Regions from separate parts of the Homo sapiens genome. Here all the other regions are linked to region 4. A link is a loop called in an ENCODE intact Hi-C map of the cell type or tissue named here. Cell type or tissue: CD4-positive, alpha-beta T cell. All regions are shown on one strand. Each heading gives the region's core, and the rest is flanking DNA. Links, peaks and the distances in the headings are about the cores only.

What was found. A loop is a pair of places that touch in the nucleus more often than their neighbours do. Peaks named below come from ENCODE experiments on the same cell type or tissue, not always from the same donor. Only the 100,000 strongest peaks of a DNase experiment are listed, where the experiment ranks them.
Region 1: a loop joins it to region 4, with 6 times the contacts of the local background. A loop is called at or near these places in 7 of 110 quality-filtered maps.
Region 2: a loop joins it to region 4, with 2.8 times the contacts of the local background. A loop is called at or near these places in 5 of 110 quality-filtered maps.
Region 3: it touches region 4 in a loop (10-fold over the local background); 9 of 110 quality-filtered maps call a loop at or near these places.
Region 5: a loop joins it to region 4, with 4 times the contacts of the local background. A loop is called at or near these places in 7 of 110 quality-filtered maps.

Annotation. Positions count from the first base shown.
Region 1 is chr6:3,256,130-3,262,240 of GRCh38, forward strand. PSMG4 (proteasome assembly chaperone 4) reads left to right here and starts at 2,818. Exons shown (of 3, transcript NM_001128591.2): 1 at 2,818-3,067. The coding sequence starts at 2,894. RefSeq lists silencers at 2,638-2,887, 3,008-3,127, 3,178-3,277 and an enhancer at 3,398-3,527. In CD4-positive, alpha-beta T cell, for the core only: no CTCF peak of the experiment used is centred there; DNase peaks (open chromatin) are centred at 2,802 and 3,532; H3K4me3 peaks cover 1,915 bases.
Region 2 is chr6:2,758,044-2,764,154 of GRCh38, forward strand. It overlaps a transcript of MYLK4 not described here. Among named protein-coding and RNA genes, the nearest start is that of WRNIP1, 4.3 kb to the right of the region's middle. RefSeq lists an enhancer at 5,915-6,111. In CD4-positive, alpha-beta T cell, for the core only: a CTCF peak has its summit at 3,442 (motif pointing left); DNase peaks (open chromatin) are centred at 3,138, 3,438 and 5,018; H3K4me3 peaks cover 401 bases.
Region 3 is chr6:3,115,864-3,121,974 of GRCh38, forward strand. BPHL (biphenyl hydrolase like) reads left to right here and starts at 2,848. Exons shown (of 7, transcript NM_004332.4): 1 at 2,848-2,984. The coding sequence starts at 2,878. LOC107986556 (a long non-coding RNA gene) reads right to left here and starts at 2,784. Exons shown (of 4, transcript XR_001743928.3): 1 at 1,926-2,784. RefSeq lists an enhancer at 2,082-2,717 and a silencer at 2,756-3,145. In CD4-positive, alpha-beta T cell, for the core only: no CTCF peak of the experiment used is centred there; a DNase peak (open chromatin) is centred at 2,748; H3K4me3 peaks cover 1,526 bases; H3K27ac peaks cover 1,157 bases.
Region 4 is chr6:3,352,909-3,359,019 of GRCh38, forward strand. All of the region lies in intron 3 of SLC22A23 (solute carrier family 22 member 23), which reads right to left. Among named protein-coding and RNA genes, the nearest start is that of PSMG4, 97 kb to the left of the region's middle. RefSeq lists an enhancer at 3,235-4,125. In CD4-positive, alpha-beta T cell, for the core only: no CTCF peak of the experiment used is centred there; DNase peaks (open chromatin) are centred at 2,503 and 3,383; H3K4me3 peaks cover 1,467 bases; H3K27ac peaks cover 2,527 bases.
Region 5 is chr6:3,155,470-3,161,580 of GRCh38, forward strand. It overlaps TUBB2A (tubulin beta 2A class IIa), which reads right to left and starts at 2,075. Exons shown (of 4, transcript NM_001069.3): 1 at 1,938-2,075; 2 at 575-683; 3 at 156-266. The coding sequence starts at 1,994. It overlaps LOC105374889 (a long non-coding RNA gene), which reads left to right and starts at 2,232. Exons shown (of 2, transcript XR_926395.3): 1 at 2,232-2,284; 2 at 2,963-3,967. RefSeq lists a silencer at 1,957-2,416 and a cis regulatory region at 4,679-5,273. In CD4-positive, alpha-beta T cell, for the core only: a CTCF peak has its summit at 2,229 (motif pointing right); DNase peaks (open chromatin) are centred at 1,432, 1,752, 2,142 and 2,782; H3K4me3 peaks cover 1,770 bases; H3K27ac peaks cover 847 bases.

The DNA.
Region 1 (6,111 bases), core at 1,243-5,242, 97 kb before region 4:
CTCCCCAGGATGGAATACTGTTTTTGACATGCTTGCTTGGCTGGGGGAAGGGCAATAATTCTAGAAGCTTCCACTTGGTTTTCTCCACTATGATAGCTCCTACCCTATAGGGCACAGATCCAATGTGGGTGCTGGGCTAATTTCTAGGTATATATATCCCAGTTATACATTTGAGGACCAGGGAAATGACCCCTGATGGGTCCACAGACCCAGTGGACCTTTGGCGAGGACTCCCTTTATTTTCTGTTCCTGTATGGATGGTTCCCCACTCGAGAAGGACTGTGATGACACTTCAGTTTCCCCAGATCTCAATTCCAGCTCTAACCCTTCAAATGTTGCATCTTCCTCCTCCTGTGATGTGTGGCCAGCCACTCGGTCATTTGGGGAACGGCTGGGGCGATTGTTACGGCACATGGTGGTGCCGGGGACCTGGTCACCTCTCCAGTTGTTGGGTTCCAGGCCCAGGCATCATAATGTTTTTGGGGGGTGACAACATTCAGCCGCCTGACCATCCATTCTTGATTTCTTTTGATAGTGTAAGGTGAATACCGCCCTTGCAGTAGGCAGGGTGGGCTGACTCCCTGGGCACTCTGGAGCCAAAATGGCCCATCAGAGTTGTGAGTTGTTCTGCACTGGGGCAAACTGGCCTGGCTTTCATAGTCTGCCTCCATCAGTTATTGTATGTGGGCTGCCACGGGGAGGGTGTGCAGACTCTAGAGGAGGCCGTGGCAGAAGGTAGGATTTGTAGCAGTTGGGACAAGTTTTTTTTGAAGTGGACCTAGGTGGCACATGCAGGCTCTTTGGAGACGCATCACAGATAATGAGGGGGGTTCCTGAGGACGTGAAAGGACAGGGTCAGAGCACAGGTGGATGGATTGACCTTCTGTACAAGGAGGGACATCTTTATCTTTCACTGTCACAGAGTGAGCAGAAGGAAAGATAGGGTCCAATGAAGATAAGCATTTTAGGAGAGGGACAAGGAGCTGGGAAAATCTGGCTTTGTCACCTCTATTTTCTGCATAACATCAGAAGCAAGGGCATCTGCTGAACTTGGGTTTGGGTCAGCTCAGGGTTTGGGGAGCATAGTCAAGGGGAGTGAGAGAGGACGCTGTCTAGGGACTGCAGGGCAGTGTTCCAGGGCCGCTGATGTTGGGCATGACTGGCTGTGACCCTCTGCCTGTGTGTTTCCCGAGCAGTGACAGCAAAGCTGGAGAGAGAGAGGAGCATTGAGGTTTTGAGACATGTATAACCAGTGAAACCATCATTACAATCCAGATTGAGAAATTTGCCATGCCAGCCAGGCCTTGAACTCTCCACCGGTCGGTAACTTTGTTTCCTTAATCTTTGGGTCCTCCTAGCTGATTGAAGGGCCTCAAATCACAAAGTAAAGGGATAAAACAATTATGGTGTAGCCATACAATGGAACACTGCTTAGTAATACAAAGACACAAGCCATTGACACACAAGCAGATGAACCCAAGATAATTATGATGAAGGAAAGAAGCTGGACAAAAAACAGTACATACTGTGTGATTCCACTGATACAAAACTCTGGAAAATGCAGACTAATCTGTGTGGCAGGAAGCAGATCAGTGGTTGGGGGCAGGAGTCATTACTGAGGGCAGGAGGGAGTACTGGACGCGTTCACTTTGTGGATTGTGATGATGATTTCACTGGCTATAACGTGTCAAGACTTCAATTTGTACACTATATATGTGCAGTTATTGTATGTTAATCACATTTTAATAAAGCTGTTAAAATATTGACCTGAAAATTAACTGTATTATTGAATCATCGATAATTAGCAAATAGAACTATGGAAAATGCCCTCTTAAATTTCAATTTAGTCAACTTAGATCTATTAGAGATTTTTAAAGCAGACCTTTTATAGTTCCAAGTTAAATCTCTAAAGTCAGTTGTAACAGAATCTGACAAAATGGGCTGTTTTCTTTTACCACCTTCTCTCTTAACCCATCAAGGCTTCCTTTTCTCAACTCTGTAATGTCCTGAAGTGTTCAAGGGGTCTCCCCATAGGTATGACAATGGGATGATTGGATGATTGTTGGTGCTTCCCATTAATCTCTCTTGAGATCCTTTCCACGTCTCCGAAAGGCACCTGTTCTTATTTGCATTTTGCAGATGAGGAAACTGAGTCTCAGAGAGGTTAAGGGGGTAGCCCGAGGCCATGTACATGACTGCAGCTTGGGACTCGGCGTCCAAAAGGGTGCCTGCCCATCCTCCTGCCAACTTAGTTGACACAATTTTCCTTTCTAAAGGCTTTCTCCCAATACCGTTGCCATTCTTAATTAGGGCTGGGTGCCGTCGAAGCCTCCTTGGAGTTAAAGGGCTGCTAGGAGGAGGAGGTGGGACGGGAGGTGGCCGTTCTCAGAGTGCTTGAAGAACTAATTAAAAATCAGTCTTTTTAAATTTTTAATTAAATTAATGTCTGTAGGGCGAAGTGTCACGGCCTGGGAGGACGGTGCGGCTGGCTTCAGCCCTTGAATGCCCCGCGTCAGTAATAATTAGGGGGTGGGGGGAAACAAAGCGAGGGTGAGTTCTGCTGGGCGCCCGTGGACTCCTAGAGGTCACTGTCGCACTCTGCTACTCAAGTGGGTTTCCCCAGCCCGTCCAGAGAGGTACTGGTGTGCGGGAGAGGCCAGCAAGACAACCAGGGACAGCTACTCCGCCCAGGGCCGGCAGCCGCCCCGCCTCGACCACGCCCCCAACCCAAGCCCGGGATCGCCCCTCCCCGACCACGCCCCTCACCCCCGCCCTTCCGGGGCCGAAAGCGAAAGCGCGCTCGGTCTCTCGGTGCTCGCTCCATCGGGTCTGGCGGGGCTGGCAGCGGCGAGGACCCGGGTCTGGCGCTGTGGGCCGGGAGCCGTGGGGCGGCATGGAGGGGCTGGTTGTCGCCGCCGGCGGGGACGTCTCCCTGCACAACTTCAGCGCGAGGCTGTGGGAGCAGCTGGTCCACTTCCACGTCATGCGGCTGACGGACTCGCTGTTCCTGTGGGTGGGGGCCACGCCGCACCTGCGCAACCTCGCCGTGGCCATGTGCAGCCGCTACGTGAGTGCCTGGCGGCCGAGGGTGCGGGCGGCGGGGCGGGGGCGCGGGGGCGCCGGGCCTGCGCGAGCTGCAGCCCCCCAGGCTTCTCTTGGGTCCACAGGGCGCCCTACTCCCCCGAAGCCCACCCGTGGGATGTCTTAGGAAGCCCGCGGGCGCCAGGGCCTGCACCACCTCGGGAGCTGCGCGCGGGCCCCGGGCCCCTCTCCTTGTCCCGCCGCCCCGCAGCTGCGTCCCGCACTGGTCTCTGTAGGTCAGAATGTCTTGGGTCTGTCCTCGCCACACGCTCGCTGGGGGACGCGTCTGCCTCGTAGCTCTCCTGCCATCTGGATTTTGAGCACACTGATAATTTTTTGGGGACTCTTGCGTCTCCACTGGATGTCTCAGGCATTTCGCACTAGGCACACATCAGGCTCTCTTCTCCAAACCTGCTCCCTCCTCCGCCTGACTGGCGCTGTGATGGCAGCTCCATCTTCCTGGCTGTGCGTTCAGAGCCTCGCAGTTGTCTTTGATTCCTCTTTCTTCACACTCCACGTGCTGAGTCCCTAGGCACTGCCGCCAGTCAAAGCAGACAAAACCCAAGCCGCCCTCACCTTCACCCTGCCGCGCTGGGCCAAGCCTGGGACATTATCATTTCCCCTCCTCTCCCGCCTTTCCGGCTTTGCGTGTCGCCGCCTGGTTTCTCCTGGTTTCCTGAGGCAGCTGTAAGAAAGTGCCACAGACCGCGTGGCTTAAAACAACAGAGGTTTATTCTCAAAGATCTGTAGACAAGGTCTCTCACTGTCACCCAGGCTGGGGTACAGTGTCATTATTATAGCTCACTGTCACCTCAAACTCCTGGGCTTAAGTGATCCTCCTTCCTCAGCCTCCCGAGTAGCTAGGACTACAGACATGTGCCACCATACCTGGCTAATTGTGTTTTTTTGTAGAGATGGGGGTCTCACTATTTTGCCCAGGCTGTTCTTGAACTCCTGGCCTCAAGTGATGATCCTCCTTCCTCAGTGAGCCCGACTCTTCTCATAAGGACATCAGTAATGTTGGATTAAGGGCCCATCCTACTCCAGTATAACCTTGTCTTAAATTGTATATATATATATATTTTTTTTTTTTTTTTTTGAAGCAAAGTCTTGCTCTGTCGCCCAGGCTGGAGTGCAATGGCGTGATCTTGGCTTACTGCAACCTCCGCCTCCCAGGTTCAAGCAGTTCTGCCTCACCCTCCTGAGTAGCTGGGATTACAGGTGTGAGCCATCACGCCGGGCTAATTTTTGTAGTTTCAGTAGAGCTGAGGTTTCATTATGTTGGCCAGGCTGATCTCGAAATTCTGACCTCGTGATCCGCCTGCCTCGGCCTCCCAAAGGCAAGCAAGTCCCTTTGGAAGTAAAGAATCTTTATGCTAATCTTTATCCTAAAGTGCCGGGATTATAGGCGTTAGCCGCCGCGCCTGGTCTAAATTACATCTTATTTACATCTGCAGAGACCCTGTTTACAAACAAGGTCACATTCATAGGTACCCAGAGGTTAGGACTTCAACATATTTTTTGGGGAGACACAATTCAGGCCACAACACTGCCTTGTAACCAGGGCAACAGAATGATAGTTTTAAGACTGAAGTTGGATATTTTCATTTCTCTGCTCAAAACCTTTCACGAGGTGAACTCGGAGCACTCGAAGACTCCAGTGACCTTCGGGCTCTGTTACCTCTTAGAGCTCCTGCCTGTCCTCGAGCTGGGCAGTGCTGGCCTCCCAGCCGCATTAGCTCCCTCTCTCAGCCGTTGAGTGTTTCACGGTGAGGTTTGTCTGCTTGCCCAGGGTGAGCGTCTGTTTCTCTAGCTCCTGATGCACCGCTCTCTAAGTCCCTGTGGAATGAATGAGTGAGGCCCCCTCAGCGAGACCCTTCTGAAGCCAGTGAGGCAGTGATGACTGAGGGTGCTGGGGGCAGGAAGTCATGGGTGAGCCTCTTAGCTGTGCACAGCGGCACCTGGGAAGGCCTTGGGAAGGAGATGGCATCTGGATTCCTTTCTTGCTTTTCTTTTCCTTTTCCTTTTTTCTTTTTTTCTTTCCTGGAGGGTCCTGGCAGTGGACCTTTGAGCAGGCGGCAGCGGAAGAGGCCTGGGGGACCAGGGGTGATGGGTGGGGCTGTGTGCTCTGTGCCACCTCGCATTCTCTCTTTATCCCAAGGCATAGTGGGCAGGGCTTTGGGCACTGGTCAGATCTGGTGTCGCTGCCTTGTGCCACTTTGTGCAGTGCTGGTTTGGGCTGGTAAGTTTGGAAGAAGTAGGCTCCTCCTGTGGGTGGTTTTGGTCACCCGACCCCATGGTGGTCACAGCTCCCAGTGAGGTATATTTTCTCATCTGGAAAGTGCCCCTCCAGCAAAGCCAGGCAGGAAAAGGAACAGGGGATTGATTGAGTTACCTGACTTGTCAGAAGTCCAGTCCCTCTCACTGGCCGCAGTGTGCCTGGGTGTTCTCTCCAGGGGCAGAGAGCCGAGCCAGCTGGGGAAAAGAGGTGTAGGCATTAGCTTAAGGCAGGAAGCCCAAGGTTCCTGTGACCCGTGGGGCGGCCCTCCATCTACTGTCCACCTGTGACCCGTGGGCCAGCCCTCCATCTACCGTCCATGCAGGTAGACTCTGTGGAGCTCTTGTACCTTGGTGGCAGGGCTGAGCAGTTGTAATAGAGACTTTGTAATCCATAAAGCCTGAACTAGTTACTATCTGGTCCCTCTCAGGAATTTTGCCAGCCCACACGTGGAGAATGGCACCAGACGGTCTGTGAGGTCTCTTCCCTCCAGCTTCCCTAAACTCCCACATGTGAGACTGTAGAGAACAGACACCATGCAACCCGGAGCTGGCTGACCTTGGGTTGAGCAGGGATTTTTGGTGCCCAGAGAGGCTGCAGGACTAGTGACACTGAGTCCTACCAGCTTGAGGGAAGCTGGCCTGGGACCTGGGCCCGTGCCTGCTCAGGGATTCTTGGACCCCCCGCCCGGCCTCTAGGAGTGGAAGGTGGTGCTTCAGCTGCAGCAGAACTCCCTGGGCATCTGCTGGGAG
Region 2 (6,111 bases), core at 1,192-5,191, 590 kb before region 4:
GGTAAACAATGAGATAAAAATGGTTGATGCATTAGAGAAACTTAATAAATAATAGCCTTTATGGTTATCATTGGTAATATTATTGTTATTCATGTTATCAGATCTCCTAAGAAATAAAAGATTATTTGGCTGAAAAATTTAGAGCCAAGATTCTAAAGACGAAAAATATTCTGGAGTAGCTCAGTTTTCTTAATCAACAGTGTAACATCACTTACTGTTATTGTATACCAGGGCCTTAACAACTATGAAATGAAGTCACAGTAATTTATAATATTTTTTCTTTTATCAGGACATATATATTACATATATATTACATATGTATATATGAAATACATATTTTTGATAATATAAATAACAAAAATGTTATAAGTATACATGACATATAATATGTAAGATATATAACAATAAAAGATATATGTATCTTTTATTGAAAGATATACATATGGAAAGTATATAAAACCATACACTATTTAATAAATAATTATAAAAGCAATACTCATAAAGCCACCACCAGGTCAAGAATCCCCAAATTCAAAAATCCCATCCTTTTGTCCTTCCCAAGCTAACCACTAATCTAAATCTTTTCAATAATTTCCTTGATTTTCCTTGCAATTTTACCATTTACATGTGCACTCTAAATATATAGCTTCGTTTTGGCAGTTTTAGTTTGTTTGAATGTATTCATACTGTTTGTATTATTTTCTTAGTTTTTTTCCCAGTTAAAACTGTCTGTAACCCATCATATTGTTGTATATAGTGTGTATAGATGTCTTTAGTTTTCATTATTATATAATATTTTGTTGTATGAATATTACAAAATGTATGTGTTTATTCACTGATGGAGACATTTGGCTGTTTTCCATTTAGGGCTGCTATGAACACCAATGTGCACACATGAAGTACACACACTTAAATGTATACACAAGTTTACACTCCCACCAGCACTATAAGAATTCTCCTGTTGCTCTATAGCTTTAAAAACACTTAGTTTTTGCTAATCTATTGGGTGTGCAATAGCATATCATTTATAAATTTAAATTTCATTTCTCTTACTAAAGAGTTGAAGGGTTTCTCTTTTGTTGTTATTTTTAGAGACAGGTCTTACTCTGTCACCCAGGCTGGAGTGCTGTGGCACAATTATAGCTCACTGTGGCCTTGAATTCCTGGCCTCAAGTGATCCTCTCGAGTAGTGAGGACCACTGGTGCACAATACCACGCCAAGCTAATTGTTTAAAAAATTTTTGTAGAGATGGAGGTCTCACTTTTTTGCCCAGGTTGGTCTTGAACTCCTGGGTTCAAGTGATCCTCCTGCCTTGGCCTCGCAAACTGCTGGGATTACAGACATGAACCACTGTGCCCAGCTAAGATGTTCTCAAATACATATTTGGTCACTTGGTCTCTGTTTTTCATGAAGTACATATTTATGTTCTTTACTCACTTTTAATTACATTTTCTCCTATTTTCTTATCATTATGTAGGACTTATTCTACATCCTACACACTGTGCTTGACAGTAATGTGTGTTTAAGATGTCTTCTCCCTTTCTGTTCCTTGTATTTTCACTCTTGTAGTATCTTCTGCTAAATAAATAGATGTTCATTTTCATGTAGTAAGATGTATTAATCTTTTCCTTTTACGGTTAGTGCATTATTTTTTAAAAAATAAACCTTTCCCCTCATCAATGATGTTTTTACCATTCAACATGATAATGGTGCTGGTTTGAGGGCAAAAACAAAAATCATCATGTTAAGAAGATAACTTTCTCTATTTTACTAGAGATTTTTAAAAATCAATGATTGAAGTAGACTTTTGTCAAATGTCCTTTCACATTCCACTTTATAAGATACAGAGAACTGATCTTTCCAATAATTTGACAATACAGTTGGCCCTCCATTTCCACATGTTCTGCACCTTCTCATCCAACCAACAGTGGATCAAAAATTTGGGAAAAAATAAGAAACAGCAGTACAATTAATAAAAAATAGGACAAATAAAAAACCAATACAGTATAATAGCTATTTATATAGCATTTACATTGTATTAGGTATCACAAGTAATCTAGAGATGATTTAAAATATATGAGCATATGTGCATAGGTTACAAAAAATAATACAAATAAAAAAGCAATACAGTATAATAACTACTTATATAGCATTTACATTGTATTAGGTATCATAAGTAATCTAGAGATGACTTAAAATATATGGGAGTATGTGCATAGTTTTATAAGTTTTATTATAAAGGAGACACATGGGTGAGGGGCAGGAGGGTCCCAGACATGGAGCTTCCAAGCCCTCTCCTTGTAGAATCCAGGCACACCACCCTCCCAGCACATCATCATGTTCACAACCAGGAAGCTCCACTGAGTTTCTATGTCCAGAGTTTTTATTGAGGTTTCATTGTGTAGGCATGATTGATTAAATTGTTGGCCAAGCAATCAAATTCAATTTCTAGCCCCTGAGATTGAGCTGGTCCCAAGTTCCAACCTTAGGGAGCCACTAGGAGTTGCTTCATTAGCATTATATAGGCACTCCTAGCACTCAGGAAATCCCACGGGATTCTGAAGATCTCTGCCAGGAGCCAGGGAGAAAGGCTGTATATACTCCTTTTTATACTATGAATATCAATGGAAAATCACCTAAAACTAATAAGAGTTCACAAAAAGGCCAAGTATGAAATAAATTAACAAAAAATCAATGCATTTCTTTCATACCAATAAAGGGCAGTAAGAAAATAGAGTAAATAAAAGGTTCTACTTACAATAGTAAGGAAATATATAAAATGTGTTAGAATAAACAATACGAAATGTGGCATAGATTCCAGAAGATGTAGTGGAAAGTCAAGAAGAGAGAGGAACATGAGTTTGGGTTAGGGGGCAGTAATCAGAGTAGGAAGAATAGATAACCATACGACTAACTTTTAAGATGCTGACTAAAGATGGCAGGGATGTGAGTCATGTGGGATTAACTGGACTCAACTGTCCAGCATACCTTAGGTATGAACATGAAGGTGCGCAAGATCATGCCCAAAGGTTCACTAGTAGTAGATGGCTTATAAAATACCTGCTCATAGGCACTGCAGCCAGGCTGACTCTACTTGTCGTTACTGACAGGTCTATTTGAGTCACCACCGAATCTATCCTCCCCATTCTGACTGTGGGGAAGGAAGACAGAGAAGATAGTTACACACTTAAAAGTAAACCACCGAGGCCAGCTGCAGACAATTAAACAGTGAGGTATTAAAGGAGAAAATGGAAGCCTAGGTTTCTGCTTTACATTGATTTCATTTCCTGGGACCTTATACTATACGAGTTTAAATTTATTTGTATTTATGCTGATCTGAAAAGAAAGTTTAAATTTGATTGGCAAAGCAATCTAAGAGGAGGGGTGATTTTTGAAGTACGTTTTTTTCATTTATTTTTCTACCATCACCACCTAGTGGAGAAAACCTTGAACTTCAGACAGAGGGGACTAGGGTTCAGGAAAAAATATTACTACAGGACCTACTGGGTGCCAGGCACTTTACTAAATACTTTCACATTGACAAGTTCACTTAATTCTCATGACAGACCGTGAGGTAGGCATTCTTATTCCTCCTTTAGATTTGGAAACTGAGTGTGAGAAGTTATGTAGCTTGCCCAAGGTCACACTATGGACAGCTCAAAACCCAGGTTCTTGAAGTCAAGGTCTAGAGTCATTTTCACCTCATAGGTCATCCAAATAGCTCAACTTCATCCATGTATGTAGCTGTGGGAGACATGCACACACACACACAATCTTTGCTTTGTATTTTTCCTTTTTATTATTTACATAATATAGGATAGAAAAGCACAAGTAGAAAAAGGAAATGGCATTATACTATATACATTAGGTTTTGTTTTTATTTTTTGAGACGGATTCTCGCTCTGTCGCCAGGCTGGAATGCAGTGTTGTGATTTCGGCTCACTGCAACCTCCACCTCCTAGATTCAAGTAATTCTCCTGCCTCAGCCTTGCAAGTAGCTGGGACTACAGGCTCGCACCGCCACACCCAGCTAATGTTTGTATTTTTAGTAGACAGGGTTTCACCATGTTGGCCACGATGGTCCCCAACTCCTGTCCTTTTGTGATTCGCCCGCCTCAGCCTCCCAAACTGCTGGGATTACCGGAGTTTATATTAATTCTATCTCTCTTAATTTTTACTCCCATAGTACACAAGTTTCCCATGACAATACTTTTGAAAACCCTATTAACAATAAAGTTGGACGTAAAATTAGGTCTATATGCAACTCTACTGTCTAATCTTGAAACACGTCCTAAGAGACTTAAGGTACCAAAATACTAACAATGATTACAAGTAGACTTGTAGATTTTCCACAGCATTATTTTCTGAAAAAAGAAATTTTAGGCCTTATATTAAGAGATTCAAGAAATTTGTTTCCATTTTAAAATTTTTTGGATGGGTTAATTGATCATGTGGCCACGTTATCTCTATAAATGTTTAAAATCAGTGTACTGTATTTCCACATTTAGTAACACTTTTCTTGAAAACCTTGCTTTGAGATCAGCCCTAAAACTTGTTTTGCAAGTATTCACTTCTGTGATGCTCCTGCAATAATCCTTATGTGCTCGCAGTCAATGAGTTTTTACTCTCATTAACTTGATGAATAAACGCATAGACCCTCACGGAAACTGTTAACAGTTCTTAAACACAGTGCAGAGTTTCTTCTTTCTGGTAGCTTCCTGATCTCGCCGGCTCAGAAATCAACTGGCAGACCTTCCCGGAGACCGTTAGAGGTCTTAGGTCAGCATCTCTTAAGTTAGCCGTTCCTGCCAGTGGGTTCAGTGGGTTTGTGGTCTGACTGCCTTCAGAAATAAAGCTACAAGTCTCCACAGTGAGTATTACCACTCATTAAGACAATTCAGACCCAAACACCAGCTAATGCAAAAAATAAAAGAACAAAACACCCACACAAGCAAAAGAAAGCCAAGCGGGTCTCCATCGCCAGCTCTAGCAGCCTGCTTTTATTCTCTCATCTGGCCCCACCCACAACCTGCTGATTGGTCCATTTTACAGAGAGCCCATTGGTCTGTTTTACGGAGAGCTGATTGGTCTGATTTGACAGGGTGCTGATTGGTGTGTTTACAAACCTTGAGCTAGATACAGAGTGCCGATTGGTGTATTTACAATCCCTTAGCTAGACATAAAGGTTCTCCAAGTCCCCACCAGACTCAGAAACCCAGTTGGCTTCTCCCATTAATTTCTGAACTGGGGCTGCAGTATAGAGTTGCTTGCTAGTCCCACGTAATGAGCCTGCATTGCTCAGCTCTGGGGTGGTGAACGGCCCTGGGTGCCGTGAGGCAGTAAGCAGCGCTTCTCAGGGAGGCTTGGGCCGCGCAGGAGTCCCCAGTTGGGGGGAGGCTCAGGCATGGCAGGCCTGAGCCTTGCGCTGCGTGGAGGCAACTACGGCCTGGCGAGAAGTGCTGTCCCAAGTGCTAAGCTCCTCACCGTCCTGGGCCGGTGGTGCAGGCCGCTCCGAGCGCGAGGCTTATCTGAGCCTACTCCCACCCGGAACTCGCGCTGGCCCGCAAGCACCGCGCGCAGCCCCGGTTCCCGCCCGCGCCTCTCCCACCATACTTCCCCACAAGCTGAGGGAGCCAGCTCCGGCCTTGGCCCGCCCAGGAAAGAGCTCCCATAGTACAGCGGCAGGCTGAAGGGTTTCGCAACCACGGCCGGAGTGGACGCCAAGGCAGAGGAGGCGCTGAGAGCGAGCGAGGACTGAGAGGGCTGCCAGAATGCTGTCACCTCTCACTGCTGAGGGACAAATGAAAAAAAAAAGCTCACGGTCGGGCGCAGTGGCTCATGCCTGTAATCCCAGCACTTTGGGAGACCGAGGTGGGCGGATCACCTGAGGTCGGGAGTTCGAGGAAGAAACCCCGTCTGTACTAAAAATCCAAAAAAATTACCTGGGTGTGGTGGCGGACGCCCGTAATTCCAGCTACTCGAGAGGCTGAGACAGCAGAATCACTGGAACCCGGGAGGCGGAGGTTGCCGTGAGCTGAGATTGCGCCATTGCACTCCAGCCTGGACAAGAGTGAAACTGCGTCTCAAAAAAATAATGAAAGCTCACGATC
Region 3 (6,111 bases), core at 981-4,980, 240 kb before region 4:
GAGAAATCACTGAAAGGTTAATGCTACTACAGTGATTTTTACAATATGCAATAATCCAAGTATACGACCAGGTATAGTGGCTCATGCCTGTAATCCCAGCACTTTGGGAGGCCAAGCTGGGAGGATCGCTTGAGGCCATGAGTTCGAGACCAGTGTGGACAACACAGCAAGACCCTATCTCCACAAAAACATTAAAAAATATTAGCCAGGTGTGGTGGTGTATGCCTGTAGTCCTAGCTTCTTGGCAGGCTAAGGTGGGAGGATCACTTGAGCCCAGGAGTTTGAGGCTGTGGGGAGCTGTGATCACACCGTGCCTCAATAATAATAGCAATCATCATCATCATCATCAAGTATAGAGTCCTGAAATTGAGAGCTCAAAACTCCCCCCTGCCCCTTCTCAGCTGTGTTACCCAGGCCTTGCTTCCTAACCTTTCGCCGTCATTATGCAAGTATAGAGTCCTGAAATTGAGCAGCTCAAAATTACTTTTCAGCTGTGTTACCTAGGGCTTGCTTCCTAACCTTTCTTAGCCTCAGTTGCCTCATCTATAAATGGAGAGTGCAATAGCACAGAAGGCTAATGTGAAGATTAAAGAAATATGATATATCATAAGGTGCCTGGCACAAAAATGGCAGTTTTTTTAAACTGTACGATCTTGCTATATATAAAGAACTGGTTGTCAGGTATGTTACTTAAAAATAGTGACACCACGCTGGACGCGGTGGCACACACCTGTAATCCTAGCACTTTAGGAGGCTGAGGCGGGTGGATCACCTGAGGTCAGGAGTTTGAGACCAGCCTGGCCAACATGGCAAAACCTCGTCTCTACTAAAATTACAAAAATTAGCCGGGCATGGTGGCGGGTGCTTGTAATCTCAGCTACTCAGGAGGCTGAGGCAGGAGAATTGCTTGAACCTGCGAGGCAGAGGTTACAGTGAGCTGAGATTGCGCCATTGCACTCCAGCCTGGGCAACAAGACCAAAACTCCGTCTCAAAAAAAAAAAATTGTGACACCAATAACCTAAAACTCAGTGCTACCGTTTTTTATTAGCACAAGGGTAACTGGTGTTGAAACTGTACAGACAGCTATTTTTATCATTTCTGAGATGAAACCCCAATCAACATATCAGGAAAAAAGGAAATACTGACCTCACCAAAGATTTCTGAAAGTCAAACGATATTAAACTCAAACATTATATATGTCTCTTTCCTTTTATGCAGGAATTAATGTGATAGATTTATGTTGAGAGTAGAATATGAAAACTTTTGCATAGTCTGTATTTAGGCCAAAACTGCCTTTACTACTCAAGAAAGTCCAATGGGCCAGTGAGGACACTGCAGGTGACAGAAATTTCTATGAGTGTAACACCTACAAGCACTGTGCTCACAGGACTGACTGTTACACCAAAAAGGTCTCTTGGAGGAGAAGAAATGCAATATGCAAAGAAGCTGTTGTCTCCAATTATTCAAGCCAAGGCTACAACAGTAGCCACAAATCTGCCAGTTATTTCCAATTAAGGCAGAACGATTGACTTAAAAAGCAATAGTTGTTTTTTTTCTCCACTGAGCTTTCAATTAGATAATGTCTATAACCTTTATAAAGCTGCAATTATACAGCCAAAAGAAAAAAAATTAATTGTGGTAAAACATACATAAAACTTACCACTTAAACCACTTTTAGGTGTGTAGTTCAGTGGCAGTAAGTACACTCACAATGTAATGCAGGCATCACCAAAATCCATCCCCAGGACTTTTTCATCTCTCCAAACTGAAACTCTGTCCCCATGAAACACCAACTTTCCATTCCCCCTTCCACCAGCCCTCAACAACCCCCATTCTATTTTCTGTCCCTATAAGTTTGACTCCTCTAGGTACCTTATTATATAAGTGGAATCACACAGTATTTGTCTTTTTTTGACTGGCTTACCTCCCTCAGCATAGTGTCCTCCAGGTTCATCCATGTAGTAGCAAGTGTCAGAATTTCGTTCTTTGTTCAGGCTAAAAAATGTTCCCTTGCATGCACAGACAACATTTTGCTTATCCATGTATCTGTTTTTGGACACTTAAATTGCCTCCACCCTTTTGGCTATTGTGAATAGTGCCGCTGTCAACGTGAGTGTAAAAACATTTCTTCTTGTACACCCTGTTTTAAATTCTTTTGGGTTATATACCCAGAAAAGAAAATGCTGGATCATATAACTGATTTGTTGAGGAACCGCAGTATTGTTCATCACATGGCTGCACCATTTTACATTCCCAACAGCAATATACAAGGGCTTCAATTTCTCTACATCTTCACCAACACTAATTTCTGGGGGTTTTGCTAGTAGCCATCCTAATGGGCGTGAAGTGGTATAAACAAAATTTAGATCCCATCATCTCCGAAAAGCAAATACACTTCCTAGTACTAGTCAGTACTAAATAGGTGCACAGCGTTTAGAACTTTACTTGATCCAACATAGCAGCCTGCCTAGAGCCGGAGCCCCGCCCACTCCGGAGTCCCGCCTGGACGCCGACGCAGCGAGGGCGCTATGGCTGGCGGCCTCGCCTCCTGGAAAGGCCATGGTCGCTGAGGCGACGAGCGAGGGCGGGGCAGCGCCGACGGGGACACTCATCCCGGGAGCCAGAGCCAGCACCGAGAGGGGACGGTCTACGCGGGTGCCGGCGGTTCCAGGACTGCGAAACCACGAGCCGAGTTTCGGTCGCCCATGGGAAAGCACCCGGCAGGGCGTGGCTTCGGGGCGGGGCGGGCAGAGGGCGGAGCAGGATGGAGAGGCGAGGTGGGCGGAGCAGAGGGCGTGGCTTCGGGGCAGAGTGGGCCGGGTACCGCGCTTGGTCTTAGCGCATGCGCACTCCCGGCAGCTACGCGACCTGTGACCATGGTGGCTGTGCTGGGCGGCCGGGGCGTGTTGCGCCTGCGGCTGCTTCTCTCAGCGCTGAAGCCCGGGATCCACGTCCCACGGGCCGGACCCGCGGCCGCGTTCGGGTAATGGCGGCCACCTCGCCCCGGGGATCCCCAGCATCGGCGCGCTCGAGGGGCGGCGGGAGGGGCGCGTGCCGACAGCAGGAGTTCCCGGCGCGCGGGCACGGGGCGTGGGCGCGGCCTGGCTGCCCTGTCGCCCTTTGTGCCGCGAGACCCCGATCCTGGGGGCCAGCCGCGCTTGGTGCTCGAGCCCCTCGATCGTGCATGCGCCTCGGTCAGCCTCAGTTCAAGGAGTCTGGAGCCGTGGAGGCTTGGGCTATAGAGTGCAGCCCCTTCAGTGTGCAGACCAGAGAGACCCAGGGAGATACATTTGCCTGTAGTATGGACTCACCCGTGACGGAGCACGGACTAGAATCCCAACGCCCTCATTAGTCCATTGCTCTGTCCAGAGTCCACACTAAGGGCATAAGGACAATAATCTCTTCTTTCTCTTATGTCAGAAATCAGCCTGAGCCTGAGTACCGCTAAGGCTTTAATCACGGGTCCCGAGAGCCCTAAGTCTTCTCTTTGCTTGCTGATCTCGTACCTTAATGTGCAAAAGAATCACGTTGGGAACTGAAAATTCAGAATCCTGGGCCTCACTCCCAGAGGATCTGATCTACATGTGTGGAGATGCCCAGGAATCTGCTTTATTCTCTTTTGTCCTCCCACCTGTCCCCCCATTTCAGGTAAAACAATAACAAAAAAACTGGATTAATTTCTGACCTTCTGTCTTGAAAATGGATACTCTTGGTCCCAAGAGATACTGGGCAGAAATGTGGATAGAGCGGCATGAAGCTTGTTTTACTTTATTCTCTACATACATCCCTACACACATGCAAACACACGTATACAACGAACGTACACAGTGCATGTGCGCAGTTGACTGTTGATGGGCTACTTTCATAAAGTCAGTACTAGATAGGTACACAGCGTTTAGAACTGTACTTGATCCAACATAGAAACTTTTAGTTTGAAAACTTGATTTAGAAGGAGAAAAGAGGGCAAATCTGACCAGCTTTTAAAATTTCATATTGCAATTGACTAGCTCCTTTAATTTTAGAATTATTATAAGATGGTCAGGGCTATTTTGATAGATGGAAAAACATGTTAATGGCTACAGCTGTATAAATTAACAGTGAAAATGATTATTTTTTCCAGTTTCCTGTCTGCAGAAAGGCATCGAAATAAGTTACTGTGATTGTACCAATATAGTTCTTTTTTTTTTTGAGACTGACTCTCGCTCTTTTGCCCATGCTGGAGTGCAGTGTTGTGATCTCGCTCACTGCAACCTCTGCCTCCCAGGTTTAAGCGATTCTCGTGGCCTCAGCCTCCCGAGTAGCTGGGATTACAGGTACCTGCCACCATGCCCGGCTAATTTTTGTGTTTTTAGTAGAGATGGGGTTTCACCATGTTGGCCAAGCTGATCTCGAACTCTTGACCTCAAATGATCCACCTGCCTCAGCCTCCCAAAGTGCTGGGATTACAGGCGTGAGCCACCGCTCTCGGCCTACCAGTATAGTTCTGATAGGTTATTTAATGGTTGAGGAAGGCCCCATCCATCTAGTTGCATTGCAGATCATTCTTCCTAAAATATCTCTGAAGAAACAGGTTTTTCTGGATTTTGTACGGCCGTTTTATAAATGCAGCTGCAAGTTGATATGACATATAATCTGGGAAAACAAGCAGTGGTATTAGTTAATCCTGAAATGCAGCTGTAGCTCAGTGTCAGTAGGTAAAAGGATTCGTGTAAAAACTTTGCTTCAGAATAGCCAGTGCCCAACCTACAACTGACTTTTGTTCCAAAAACTTGTTTGTAAGTCTGCTGTTTGGAACTTTGACCCTTATTTCAAAATCCGTAAGGTGATTTATTCCTGGGTCAGGTCAAGAAAAGCCTTTTCTACCTGAAATTGGATATTATGTGCAGTTATAAATATTAATAATTCACATAACCTAACAATCTTCCTAAAAAATATTTTCCAAGTTCAACCTTGGGATGCCCTGCCAGAGAATCAGAGACTGTCCTTCTGCTGACGCTTGCCACCACGCTGTATCTGGCAGTCAGAGTGTGGCCCCGGTGCCTGAGCCCTCTTAGGACTCTGTTCAGCCATGAGGTTAGAGAGGAATCATGGCCTCTGGAGTTCTAATGGCCCCGTGGCCACTTCCTAGCTCTGTGAGTGTGGGCAGATTGTTCAACCTCTCTGAGCCTCCTGCCTTGCAGCGTTTTTGTGAGGATTTGAAACAATAAATGTAAAAGCCTGGGGATATAATAAACATGAAGTAATTAGTAGGCACAATGGGAATATTTATATAATAGTACAATATATAAGAGATGTAAAAATAATTCATCAAGATTCATGCAAATTTCAAGCCCTGAAGGTAGCAAATACTTTATTGTAGATAATGGCTACTTCACAAAACATACACAAAAGAAATAGCTGAACATACAATATGATAATAGCAGTTTCTTTTTTTTTTTTTTTTTTTTTTTTTTTGAGACGGAGTCTCTCTCTGTCACCAGGCTGGAGTGCAGTGGCACGATCTCGGCTCACTGTAATCTTCACCTCCCAGGTTCCAGCGATTCCCCTGCCTCAGCCTTCTGAGTAGCTGGGATTACAGGTGTGCACCACCATGCCGGGCTAATTTTTTTGTGTGTATTTTAGTAGAGATGGCGTTCCACCATGTTGGGCAGGATGGTCTTGATCTCCTGACCTCGTGATCCTGACCTCGTGATCCACCCACCTGGGCCGCCCAAAGTATCGGGATTACAGGTGTGAGCCACCACACCTGGCCGATCCTAAGCTATCTTAACTGTAGAAATGAATTTCTCAGAGGAATAGGGCAGTAATCATAATAAGTAAATGGCAGAGTCAGTATTGCCATTGCTTGGTGGCTTCATTGATGCCCCTTTAATAATATTTCTGTAGATAAGGAGCTTATAGTTTAGTCAGACCTTATTACTACCCAATTCTGTCTTTTATTTTTCCAGAAATGGTATGTTAAGAGTAGATGTACCTGTATTCAACACATCTGTTTCCACGTTTGTTTCTTTTTTACTTGAGACTGGCAAATAAGATTAAACCAAAAGATAAAACAGGACCTCATTTTTTCAAAAGGGCTGTGTTTCAGTTATCCTTTGACTAAGGGCAGA
Region 4 (6,111 bases), core at 1,000-4,999:
GACCTGCACCTTGCTACCAGAACCCCCAGTGGTCAGCTTGTCCCAACAGGACTTTGTTGCTGAGGAACAGGGTCAAAATATGTATGAAAATACTACAGTGATTATATTCATTTTTTGCCTGAAATTTTAAGTAAGACTTTTTACCCTGTTCTTCAGCAACGACCAGACCGTGTCAAGAGATGCAAAGTCTCACCTGTGAGTGCTCCGCCTAATCTAAAATTACATGTAAGTATTATTACTTCCCTGCTCACAGGAATAATCTGTTATTCTTGGAGATTTTGAAGGCAAGATGGCAAAGGGCCATAAAAGGCACATAACTGTGGGCCTTTACCTGGCTGCTTAAACCAAAACCTGGTTTTCCAGCATTTGAACAAAAAAAGGGAAACTCCGTCTGTGTTAGATTTCCTATACCACAGCCAGCTCCCCAATGAAGAGGTGCTGCCTGATTCTCCCAGCTGCCAATCTTGCCCTCTTCTACAGCATTTTAGTTAAAATAACTTCCTGTGTCTCAACATCTGGCTTGAGCGGTTTGGCTTCAGGCCTGAATCCCACTCAATGGGAAATGCCGTGACCCTCATGCTGGGATTCACGATGTCACCTGCTTGATTGAGGTGTTCATTATGCTTTACAAAATCACATGTATAAGACTATTAGGAAAACAGTTCAGCTGCAAATCACAAGACTAGGGCTACTGGAATTTTTGCTCCCAAATCACTAGATCAGTCAACCACTGCCTTTCCAGGTAAAGGGCTGTGCTCGCCTCGTCCCATTACCGAAGCTGTGATGTGGCTCTTCTGCCCTGTGCACTGCCACCCAAATGTACTCACGTGATTTCTGGCTTCCAGGGCTGCTGTTCCCAAGAGCTCCCTCCTCAGGAAGCCACACCATTCCCCCACCTTCTTAGTAGAGGCAGACTCTCCCTTCTACCACCAGTGTTTCCCAGGACCCCAGTTCTGGCCCAGAGCATGACAGCATCGAGGAAGCCTCATGCAGAGGCTCCTTACAGATCCCAGACTACCAACTTTTCCAGGTCTCCTATGCGTGGGCTGCTTTACTTTCTCTAAGAAGGCACAAGGAAAAATGCTGGTCCTTGGGTCGGTTGACTGAATCCTTTGATGTGACAGGTAGCTAAGCCACTTATCTGGACCCATAAACCTCCTTGGCAGGCCTGATTGGATTGTGGAAATTTCGATGGTGATCACATGTGTTTTCTCCTTAGAGTTGGCATGGCCAAGACAAGAGCCACATGCAACTTCTAAGCAAAACACACACACAGGCTCACACAAACACATAGCATGGTGCACTCCCAACGGAGAGGCAGTCAGGGCATTGGATGGGCAAAGACACTCCTTTCAGGACCCTTCAAAGGTAAATTCAACAGGAAGTGCACATTTACGGAGGAGCAAGTGACTAAAGGCACTCACAGACTTTTCCTTCTCTTGACTTGTGTACCTTTACATCTTTACATGAGGTGGGTTGGGTAAACAAAAGAAAATCTCAAGAAGATTCAGATTCTCTTTCCATGTCCCTGCTGCATTTAATAAGTTCCTCGATTGTAGTGACCACTGTACTGTGGTCAGATCCATCGATATAGCAGAGACTCTGTGCCTCAAAGGCAAGGCAATGTCTTTCCATCCTCAAGAGACCCAGCATCCAGCAGGCACTCAAGAAAGGATGGGTGAACCATTTATTAGTGGGTAAAGCAATGGATGAACTGAAACACAGTCTGTTTTTAGTTGATGTCCCAGTAAGAGTGTTAGGGGGAAGTCAAGGTGTTGGAGGGGTTGCTCTAGATTTCAATGATCCACACCATCTCTAATTTCTTACTAATTAATCAAATAGTGAATGTCTAACAAATGGGGAAGGTACTATGCTGGGCCAAGTAGCCATGTAATGGGTTTCTGAATCTCATAATTCAACATCATCTTCTTCAACTGACACTTGTCTTTCCAGGTCAATTAAGCAGGCAGCCTCATTAGTTCATGGGTAGACAACACGCAGAACAGACAAAGCAGGACCTGAGGGCCAGAGGGTGACAGTATCTAACTCTGCCCCTAAAAGCACAAGGCATTTGGACAATTTGTGCTACACTCTTTCCTTTAAACAGGCAACAGGAAAAACAATAAAAGATATTCCTACTACCGAGTTTATAAAAACACAAACAAAAAAAACCAGCGCCTCTCCACATGGCAGTATTCAAATCCTTATCTTTGGGCTCCTACCCTCTATCTGCTTGGAAACAGCTCCCTGTCTTTGTGGCCGCCACCCTCCCCAGCTAAAAAAAAAAAAGTCTCCCTCCAAATACTATCCAGTAGCTCTTCAAATAAAATGGGATGAATAGAGAGGCCTTGATAACCACCAGTTTTCTCATCTTCAAACTGGAAATCAGAAATAATATCAGTAAAGACATCGACTTATTAGGTACAGTGAGAAGCCTTTGAACTTAAAAGACGGGAGGAAGACAAGCATGCTGCTCGTGGGTTCGTCACACCCTGTTCTATGCAACAAAGCAACCCTCCCTGGGTCGAGAAAAAAAATCTCCATGATGATCTCTTAGAAATATAAATGTATTTATAGATAGATATTTTCCCTCTTACCATGTGTATAAGAGAACAGGACGTTGCTGGGCAGAGGGAAGTTATTGTGTGAAGGCCAAGGTCATAACAAGGTTACCGTTCTCATGAGTCTGGGCTAGGTCTGGGCCCTCCCGCCCCGCTCCCTGTATCAGCCCCACTCCCAGGCTCCAGAGCTAGGCCACTTGATGCCTGGTCAGTCCTTTCTGTGCCTTCCCAAATTTACTCTCAATTTCTGGCTCATCTACTATTCTCATTTGCTATTTCTTAAGTTCTGGGCCACGGGAGCCCAAGGTCTCACTCAGCCCTGCACAAACCCCAGCTCTCAAAGCCGGCGTCGCTCTCACTCATTCCCTGTCTCCGCATCGACACGGAGGAGCCACTGGATATAACGCTGAGGTATTAAAAAAAGAAGGAAGTTCAGAAAAACAAACACAGTACGACAGCATTTGTAGGAAGTTTTTTTTTAAAGGCAAAACTGTACAACGCAGTGTTCTAGATGTGGGAAAACCTAACGAAACTCATGAGGATGAAAAACAGCAAACGGGGTGGGGAGACTTGTGGACAGGGGAGGGGGAGGAGGCGGGGGGCGCGGGAGGGGGAGGAGGCGGGAGGAGGCGGGGGTGGGTGGAGGCGGGAGGGTGGGACTTATTAATGAGGCTTGTTTCCGAGTCCGGGTAGCAGATACACGTGACATCAGAAACATCTCATAATCACGAAAGAAATCGAAGCACGCGTGCTCTCTCGGGAGGGCCCTCCTTCTGCGTGCCAGCCCTTGGGATCTGGACTTCTGGCTCCTGGAAACATTCAAAAGGAAACCGGTGGGCCATGGAACCGCTGACAGGATTGGATGGTAAAACAGTGTCTTAGATCCACCCTCGGTGCCTACAAGGGTAACAGGCCACACCCCCATCTCAGAGATGGCAGCGACCTCATCCAAGGGGCAGGGGAAGCCTCAGAGGAGTGATTTTAGCAGCCTCTCACTTCCTCATTTGCCTGTGAAAATAAAGCTGACCCTAAACTTACCGGCTCTGCACTACCCTCCCGCTGGCTGCTTCATTGTCCTGGGCAAATCTTCAGCCCCAGAGACAGTAGTGTTTATTTTAGAACCAAACCCGCTGGCCAGGACACCATCCACGTGAAACATTTCTTCCTAAGCCTGAAGCTTTGTTGTAACCCTGTTGTCTTCCTCCTTATTGGCTCAGCAGTGAGATGGGCTGGCTTGAACCTCCAGGTCTTGAAACCTGCCCAAGATACCAACAACCACCTGTAATAAGGTGCAGGATCCCGCTCAAGCCCTTCAGAGCATCTGTGGATGTGTTACCTCATATGCCCTCACCAAATCCTATAAATAAGAATATCAAGTAGTATCCCCATTTCCAAGATGGGAAATGGCCCCTTCAAAGGTCAGGTCACCGACACTGTGATGCAGGTGGTGTCTCTAGGAGAGGCGCAGGCTTCTAGATCCCAACTGTCGTGGTTTGTTCTAAAGGCTGCAGCAGCCTGGACCATAAAGACAATTTTAAAGCAGTAAACCTAGCAATACAGCCTGGAAGAGAAAACCAAAACAGAGCCAAAAAAAAAAAAAAAAAAAAAAAAAAAACCCAAAACAAGGCAGGCACTGTAATGAAATGCTCACATTTACTCCAGTGCCCACATCTGCATTCCCAGAGTCTCAGAAATCCAGCAGGATTCCAATGCCATGGAAATATGTATCATTGTTTTTGCCAAACAAACTCCCTTACCTTAAGCAAAGGTCAAGTACACTGTAAAACTCCCAGTGCAAACAACCAGCTGGAGGACTTATCCCAGCCTCTGTAAAGTCTTTGCTAATAATTATCCAGACAGCTTTCCTAATTTTTATTTTTAAATGGGGTTGTGGCTCAGCAATAGTGTAAGGATTAATCGCCTTATCAATTAGCATGAGGAAAGGACTGCAAATACAAAGTAGGTGTGTTCTTCCTGGCTTTCTACCTGCTCAATTAGGCTCAGGTCTTAAATGATTTCCAAAATTGGACTACATCTACTGTGTTTACTTCATTCTAAATATCAAAAAGATATCTAAAAGCTTATCATAAAAAAATTTAGAATTTCCCTTTTTGGTTACCAGCCTAAAAGCTCCTTAGTTTAGGGACTGTGTTCTTATTCAACAAGCCATGCCCAGCTCCTGGTTCACAGAACACACTGAATAATGACAAATAATGGAAAACAGAAGGCGGCTGTGTATAATGAATGCATTTCATTCACTTATTCAGCAAGGAGGATGAGGTAGCACCATGCCAGGGGAGATGCCGAGATGAAGCCACACCACCGGCCTCAAGGGGCTCACAGTCTGATGAAGAGACACGTGCCTATAAGACACAGATGGGGTTCTGTGCTACAGGAATGCAAAGAAAGGGACGAGGCCTGGGGAAGACTTCACCAAAGAAGCAGCATTTGAATCTTCCCTTAAGGGAAAAGGAAGTAGGACTGTCCTGCCATGTGGGTGAGGGGAAGGGAAGAGGCCTGGGAGGAGAGTTTTCAGAGAGGCAACCAGCTCTTGCAAAGGCGGCCAGTGCAGAAGAGGCTAGACAGGTTAGGTTCTCAGTATCAAAGTCCCCAGGATGGAGAGAAATTGGAACCTTTAAACACTGTTGGTAGGGATGCAAAAATGGTGCAGCCATTATGGAAAACAGTATGGCAGTTCCTCAAAAAACTAAAACTAGAACTGCCATATGATCCAGTGATTCTACTTCCAGGTACTTATCCAAAAGAATTGAAATTAGGATCTCAAAGCACTTGACGTGAGCGCTCCCACGTTCACTGCAGTGTTATCCACAACAGCCAAGATATGGAAACAACGCAGAGGTCCACTGATAGGTGAAGGGACACACGAAACACAGTGAAAAATACAATAGAATATGATTCCGCTTAAGAACGAATGAAATTCTGACACGTACGACACGTGGATGAACTTGGAGGAATTATGTTAAGTGAAATAAGCCAGTCACAGAAGGACAAATACTACATGATTCCACTTACATGAGGCATGTAAAAATAGGCAAATTCAGAAAATCAAAGAGTGGGCTGATGGTTGCCGGGGGTAGAGGGAGGGAGACATGGGGAGTTGCTCGTCAACTAGCATCAGCTTTCAGGCAGGCGAGATGAATAAGCTCTGGAACTCTGCTGCACACATTGTGTCTATAGTTCACGATACTGTGCTGTACACTGAAAAAACCTGTTAAGAGGGTGGGTCTCATGTTAGATGTTCTTACCACAAATAAAATTAAAAAATAAAATAAAAAAGGCCCCAGGAGAGTTTCTGTTTCATCAACCCAAGGAAAACACCGGAAGGAGTCACAGCTCCAGTGAGGAAGAAGTGAGAAGGGATCTGCCATCGGGGGCTGGAGGGATGGTGGGAACCTTTGCCATTTCAAAGGGAAGCCCTGGCTCCCCTCGGGCACAGCATCCTGGGTGGGGTCTGCACCCCGAGCTGCCACCCATTGCATTTCCATGTCAGCGCCATGTCAGGTGCGCTGTGCCGATGTCTAATCAAGTC
Region 5 (6,111 bases), core at 709-4,708, 200 kb before region 4:
ATGACCACCCATGGACTGCATGGAGCTAGGCCAGGACTCAGGGCTGCCGTGGACACAGTGTCACCTTGGCACTGAACACTAAGAACTGTGCTTTGCAGGGCTGTTAGGAAGAAGGTGTGTCATTTGGCCAGTTCCCAGTGATCATGACTACATACCGAACACGAAGTTGTCTGGTCTGAAGATCTGGCCGAAGGGTCCAGACCTGACAGAGTCCATGGTGCCAGGCTCCAGATCCACCAGGATGGCCCGAGGTACATATTTGTTACCTGCAGGAAATAAGAACTGACTCAGGCCTGTGCTTGGGGAGGGACTCACAGCAGCATTCAATTCCAGCATCTGAGACAAAAGGAGAACAGGAGATTTTCTGCTTTTAAGAAAAAGGAGGTCCTGAGTGTGCTTAGCCGTGGCAAACAGGCAGGAATCTTAGGAAACCATAAAACATGTTTTTCCAGCAGTTGGCATTTGAAATGAATATGCAAGAAGCATGCCTTTGTCACGTGCATGTTCCTGGGACGTTTCATCTCCCACATCATGGAAAGCAAGGATTCCTGGGCACACACATCCCGCTACTCACCAGCAGCCTCATTGTAGTACACGTTGATTCTCTCCAGCTGCAAGTCACTGTCTCCATGGTAACTGCCTGTGGGGTCGATCCCATGCTCATCGCTGATGACCTCCCAAAACTGAAATGAAAAAAGAACCACACCATGGCTCTGCATCCTGAATGTCACTAAGGATGGCCTTGTCCTCCTCCCATGTCCTTGGAACAGGGGCTTTTGTGGTCAGACAGTTAGTAAGTGCTAGACAGAGAGCAAAGAGCTGCACCCCCTATTTCCTGCAGCAGCCGCTGCTGAGGGGCTTGAAAATCCGCAGAGCATCGGCCATATTATGGGGATAGACTGAAAGGCTGGGAGGGGCCCTGGAGGAGGAGGGGACACAGCAGATGCCCTTCTAGGGAGAGGGTGGGGAGAGTAGAGAAGTGGAGAAGGGGTACAGGGAGGCTGTGTCACCCCAGGCAGGGCTGAATGCCATTGCATCCGGGATGATTGATGGGTCGTGGCAGGCCAAGGACAGGGGGACCCACTCTGTGGCTGCCTCCAGGGATCAAGCTCTCTTGGCACAGATCCCAGGCACTCCTGCAACAGTGCAGGTTTAAGCCACCGATCTACATGCTGGCACTGACCACCGGAGGGACTGGGCGAAGGGCAGCAGGAGCCTGGGAGGGCACCTGGGCGGCAGTGGAAGGAGCTGGCCATCGTGAGGGCGCTGGCTGCATTGTGAATTTGCGGCGGGGAGGCTGGGTGGGCAACATGGCGGTTCTCAAAGAGACCACGTCCTTGTACTGGCGCCCGCCCCCACCCATGCACCAGACCCGCTGCTGCCTCCCACACAGCGGTCGGTAATTGCAGCCCCCACCCAGCGCAGTCACCTGCCGCCTCGGGGACTGGCAGCAAGACTATCGCGTTGTATGTCATCATGTCAAGACAGTGCCCGAGCAAGGGAATTTATCTAACACCCTTGCCTGTACGACCCAAAGGGACGCCTCTGTTACATCTGCCAGTCCAGTGACACTGCATGTTTTCATTCAAACCGTAGAGAAAAATATACAAATTAAATTCACATGAAGCTAGCGCAATAAATATGACCGTACCCCCGACCCAAGTTTCTGAGACAAATACACCCAGGGGAATGCCAACCGCGTCCCGCAGAAGGGCTGTGTCCCAGGGAAATCGAAAGGCCCCCGATTAAACGCACACACAGCTGCGGCGCTGCGGGCATCCTGGCGGGTCATGCAGCCTCCCGGACCCCGCCCGGCGGCCTCGCCGCGGAATGTGCCACCCGGCCAGCCCGGGGCCGCCGCGGCCTCCAGCCCCCGCCCCGGCCCCAGCCCGCACCCTCGGTCCCAACCCCGGGCCCCTCCGTGGCGGTGAGCCCACCTTGGCGCCGATCTGGTTGCCGCACTGGCCCGCCTGGATGTGCACGATCTCGCGCATGGTGCCGGCTGCGGAGCGGGTGGCGCTGGCCCTCGGAGCGGTGCGCGGCGTGGACCGGCGGGCTGGGCTGCGCAGAGACCTGCCGCCGCCCCCCCAGCTCGGTCTTTTATACCCGGGGACCCGCCCTGCCCGGTGACGTCATGACGGGCGGGGCTGTGGCCGCGGGGGCGGTGCGGCTGGGACTGCGGCACCGCGAGGGGGAGCCGGGGCGCGGTGCGAGGTGTGGGGGCGCTCGCCCTATTGCTGCTGCCGCTGGGTCTAGGGTGGGCGGCCGGCCTCGCGGTCCGGCGGTGAGTGCGGTGCCCGGGCCTCGGGCCCAGCCGCAGCCCCCTGCCCGATCCACGGGCACGGGCGACCCCTGGCGCTGGGTCCTCCGCTCACGCCGCGATCCCCACCCCGAGCCGCCCACTCTGGACCCCCGAGGGGGGCTGGGGACCGGGGGCCCCGGAACCAGGGGGAGGGGCTGCCTCGGAACAGGGTCCTCGCCTCCTAAGGACGGGAAGAGGCGTCGAGTACCCTTTGGAGTAGGGGGCCGGAAATTGAAGACCCATTTGCAGTGGGCTCTCCAGCGGGTGGCAAAGGTTTCCCGCATCCTGGGCAGGGTCCTGGACGCCGTTTGTGGGGGTGGGGTGGGCAGCGTGGAGAGGAGTGGGGGGCCGCGGGGAGCCGACGGGCAGCTGCCTGAAAGGAATGCCAGGATGGCGGGGTGGGCGGCCTTTCGCCCCTGCAGGGGAGGAAGATGGCTTGGTCGGGGGCGGGGGTTGGGGGGGCTATCAAAGGGCTGGATTTGTCACATGTCCGCTTTGGGCTCCTGCGTCCTTGTAAAGGCCTTTTAAATGTGGAAAATTCTGCGGGTGTGTGTGTGTGTGTGTGTGTGTGTGTGTGTGTGTGTCAGAGAGGAAAGACAGGAGGAATATATCTGCCACGTTGATGTGTCAGCTGATGGCCCTGCCCCTTACACCCCTTAGGTCGCCTGATCCTCACAGAAGCTGTCGGAGCTAGGCTGGCCAGTTCGGTAGACCCTAGGCACGGTGGCTGCCGAGCATTGAAACGTAGGTAATCTGAACTGAGATGGGCTGTTAAGTGTGAAGAACACACTGGCTTTTATGGGCTCAGTAAGTTAAAATAATGTGAAATATTTCATTACTGATTCTTAAATATTGATGGTCTATCAAAATAATAGTGTTTTGGATACATTGTGTTAAATGACTTGTTTTGAAATTAGAAAATGTAAAATTACATACTTGGTTTCCATTTGCTGCTCACTTACGCATATTTTTGTTGACTACCACCGGCTTCTGGTAAGCATTATTACTACCCCAATTTCATAGCTCCGAAAGCGAGGTTGAAAGACCTGACCAGCCACAAAGCTAGGAAGGGAAGGAATCTAAAGCCTTTGTATAAATAAAAAGCCCAGGTGAGTTTTAAAGGCTTGGGTGGGCTGTGGTAAGGACCTGACTTAATTATTCACAAAGATGGCCCTGCACGGTGGACTAGGTAACAGGGGCTTGGGGACTGCCTTTGGTTCCCAGCACATTCCAACTATATAATGATGATAATTACAGGTGCCTTGGAGCTGGCTTTGTGGTAGGAGATGAGAAGCCATATATGAAAGCACATTGAGTTTATGGAGTAAAAATGCCTTGGTAAAACCCAAGGTGATGGGCTGGGCGCGGTGGCTCACGCCTGTAATCCCAGCACTTTGGGAGGCTTAGGCGGGTGGATCACGAGGTCAGGAGATCGAGACCATCCTGGCTAACACGGTGAAACCCCGTCTCTACTAAAAATACAAAAAAATTAGCCGAGCCTGGTGGCAGGCATCTATAGTCCCAGCTACTCGGGAGGCTGAGGCAGGAGAATGGCGTGAACCCGGGAGGCGGAGCTTGCAGTGAGCCGAGATGGCGCCACTGCACTCCAGCCCAGGCGACAGAGCCAGACTGCGTCTCAATAAAAAACAACAACAAAAAACCCAAGATGATGCTGTCATTCCTAATGTGCACCCTACCTGCCACCTCAATAGTTGGTCTGTATCGGAGGTGGAAACTAAAGCCAGATGTCTGTGAGTAGCCTCTTAGGCCAAGTTAGGTCTTAATCACCCCAGCTTTAGGAAGCGCCCAGCATCCTCCCAGATGTAGGTAGGCAGGTGCCTAGTGCCTCTTCTCAGGGTGGGGACAGATTTCCTAGAATTTCTCCTCCTCTCTCCCCTCTCCCTGCTGCTGGGCCCCCAGTGGACAACCTGTCCCTCGGATGCTACTCCCAGGTACCCAGGGCTTGACCTCCACCTTCTCCCCACCCCCACCCCAACTCTCACATCTTGGCTCTTCACCACAGCCGGAGCCTTCCAGATCCTCTCCAGAGAATGGCTCTCCTTGGGGTACCTTCACTCATTACACAGTTCTGAAAAGATTTTTCCAGAGATAATTGCTTCTTGGCCTTTGTGTTTTAATTCAGCGTGAAATCTGAGGCCAAATAGGAGCAGAGGATGAGACCTGAAAGGGACAGCACTAGGGACACGGGGACCCCTAGCAGCTGGGCGTTTCCCGGCCTGTGGAGCATGTGCCCACTCTGCTGTTCCTAGCTCAGTCCTCCAGCAAGTCACTGCACCTCTCTGAGCTTCTCTGGAAATGGGTTTTTCTTACGTTGGGGAGCTGGGAGGCACTGTGCGTGAACTGGACATTAGTGAGCGCACAGAAAATAAATCCATGGCAGTGTTCACGGGCGCAGGCCAGGTACCTGATTGTCTGCTCTGGATCGCTGGCAGTGAATGTTCTGCCCAAGTCGGCCTTCTCCTGCCTGGCAGTTCACGCCCAGCCTACTTCTCTCTGACGCGCTCCTCCCTCGGTGCCGCCCGTGATGTGTGTTAGTATATAATCAGAGAAACTCACACGCGGAGTTTTAAATAATGCCTGCCCTGCCTAAGGTGACTCATCTGAGGCCGTGAGTTCCTGCTCTCCCCTCCCTCGCGGCAAGTGTAGATATCCCCAACCCCACCTCGCTGTCACTAAGCAACTCGACCTTGTACAGCACCGATGCAGATAATAACAGGAGGAAATAGAGCCTGCTAATTGTCCCCTTCCCTAGAATAGGTTTTTAAGGAGCAATCTCTCCCCTTTCATGTATTTTTCAGTGTCTAAAGAGGAGCAGCTCCACCGGCTGTTGGGTGGGCCGGGGATGGGGAAGGGGAAGAGGACCAACCTCCTCCAGCCTCAAGTCACTTCCTGCTTTAGACAGGATGCCACTCGCAGTGTCTGAGCCACCCCTACCCTGAAGGCATCATTGGCGGGGTGAGGGGCGGGGGGCGGGGAAGGGCAGGTGTAATGACAAAATTCAGACTAGAGAATGTGTTCCAGGTAGGAGGCTGAGCCACATCTGTCTTTCACAAAAGGACATAAGCTCTTACCCTTTTGCCTGCCCTTCCCGCCTGCTGCTTCAGAGGGCCCAACGAGAAGGGTCCTGGTGAGAATGTTCTAGTGAAACGTACCCTGTGAATATGTGGTGTTATGATGATATCGTTACTGTTCACTGATGCCATCTCTAAGGGTGACAGTCGTGATCTAGTTGAAATAGATTTAGTTGGTCCAAGTAAGAGAGTCCTGGAACTTCAAAAACACTAGTTTCCTCTGCAGAATGATGAAAACCCAAGGACCATCCCAGCAATACAATTGTCTAAATTTGTATGGTACAGTCTTGCATCCTGTTTGTGCCCTCAGAGAACTAGCCACACTCTCCGCTCCAACTTCTCTTTCCCATGAAACTCATCCAGTGCAGCCCCTGTCTGCTATTTTTTAAATAAAAGCATCTCTTTATGAAGATGGAAGAATTTTGTTCAAAGCATTTAAGGGGATGTAACCTTTTCAAAAGGTTACCTAAAATAAAAGTCTGAACTCCAATTAAATTTAATTTTAAAATATCAACCCCACCAAAGTTTACAATTTTTTTTTTTTTTTGCATCAGATGACTATAATAATACAGAGTAAATATATAGAAGATTTTTAGCCACTTTCTGGAATGGGCCATGCCCCAGAATGTGACATTCATATTACAAGTGTCGATCTGGGGCCTTTCAAAACTGAAGATGTCATTTTTTGTTTTTTTTTGAAATGGAGTCTCGACTAGG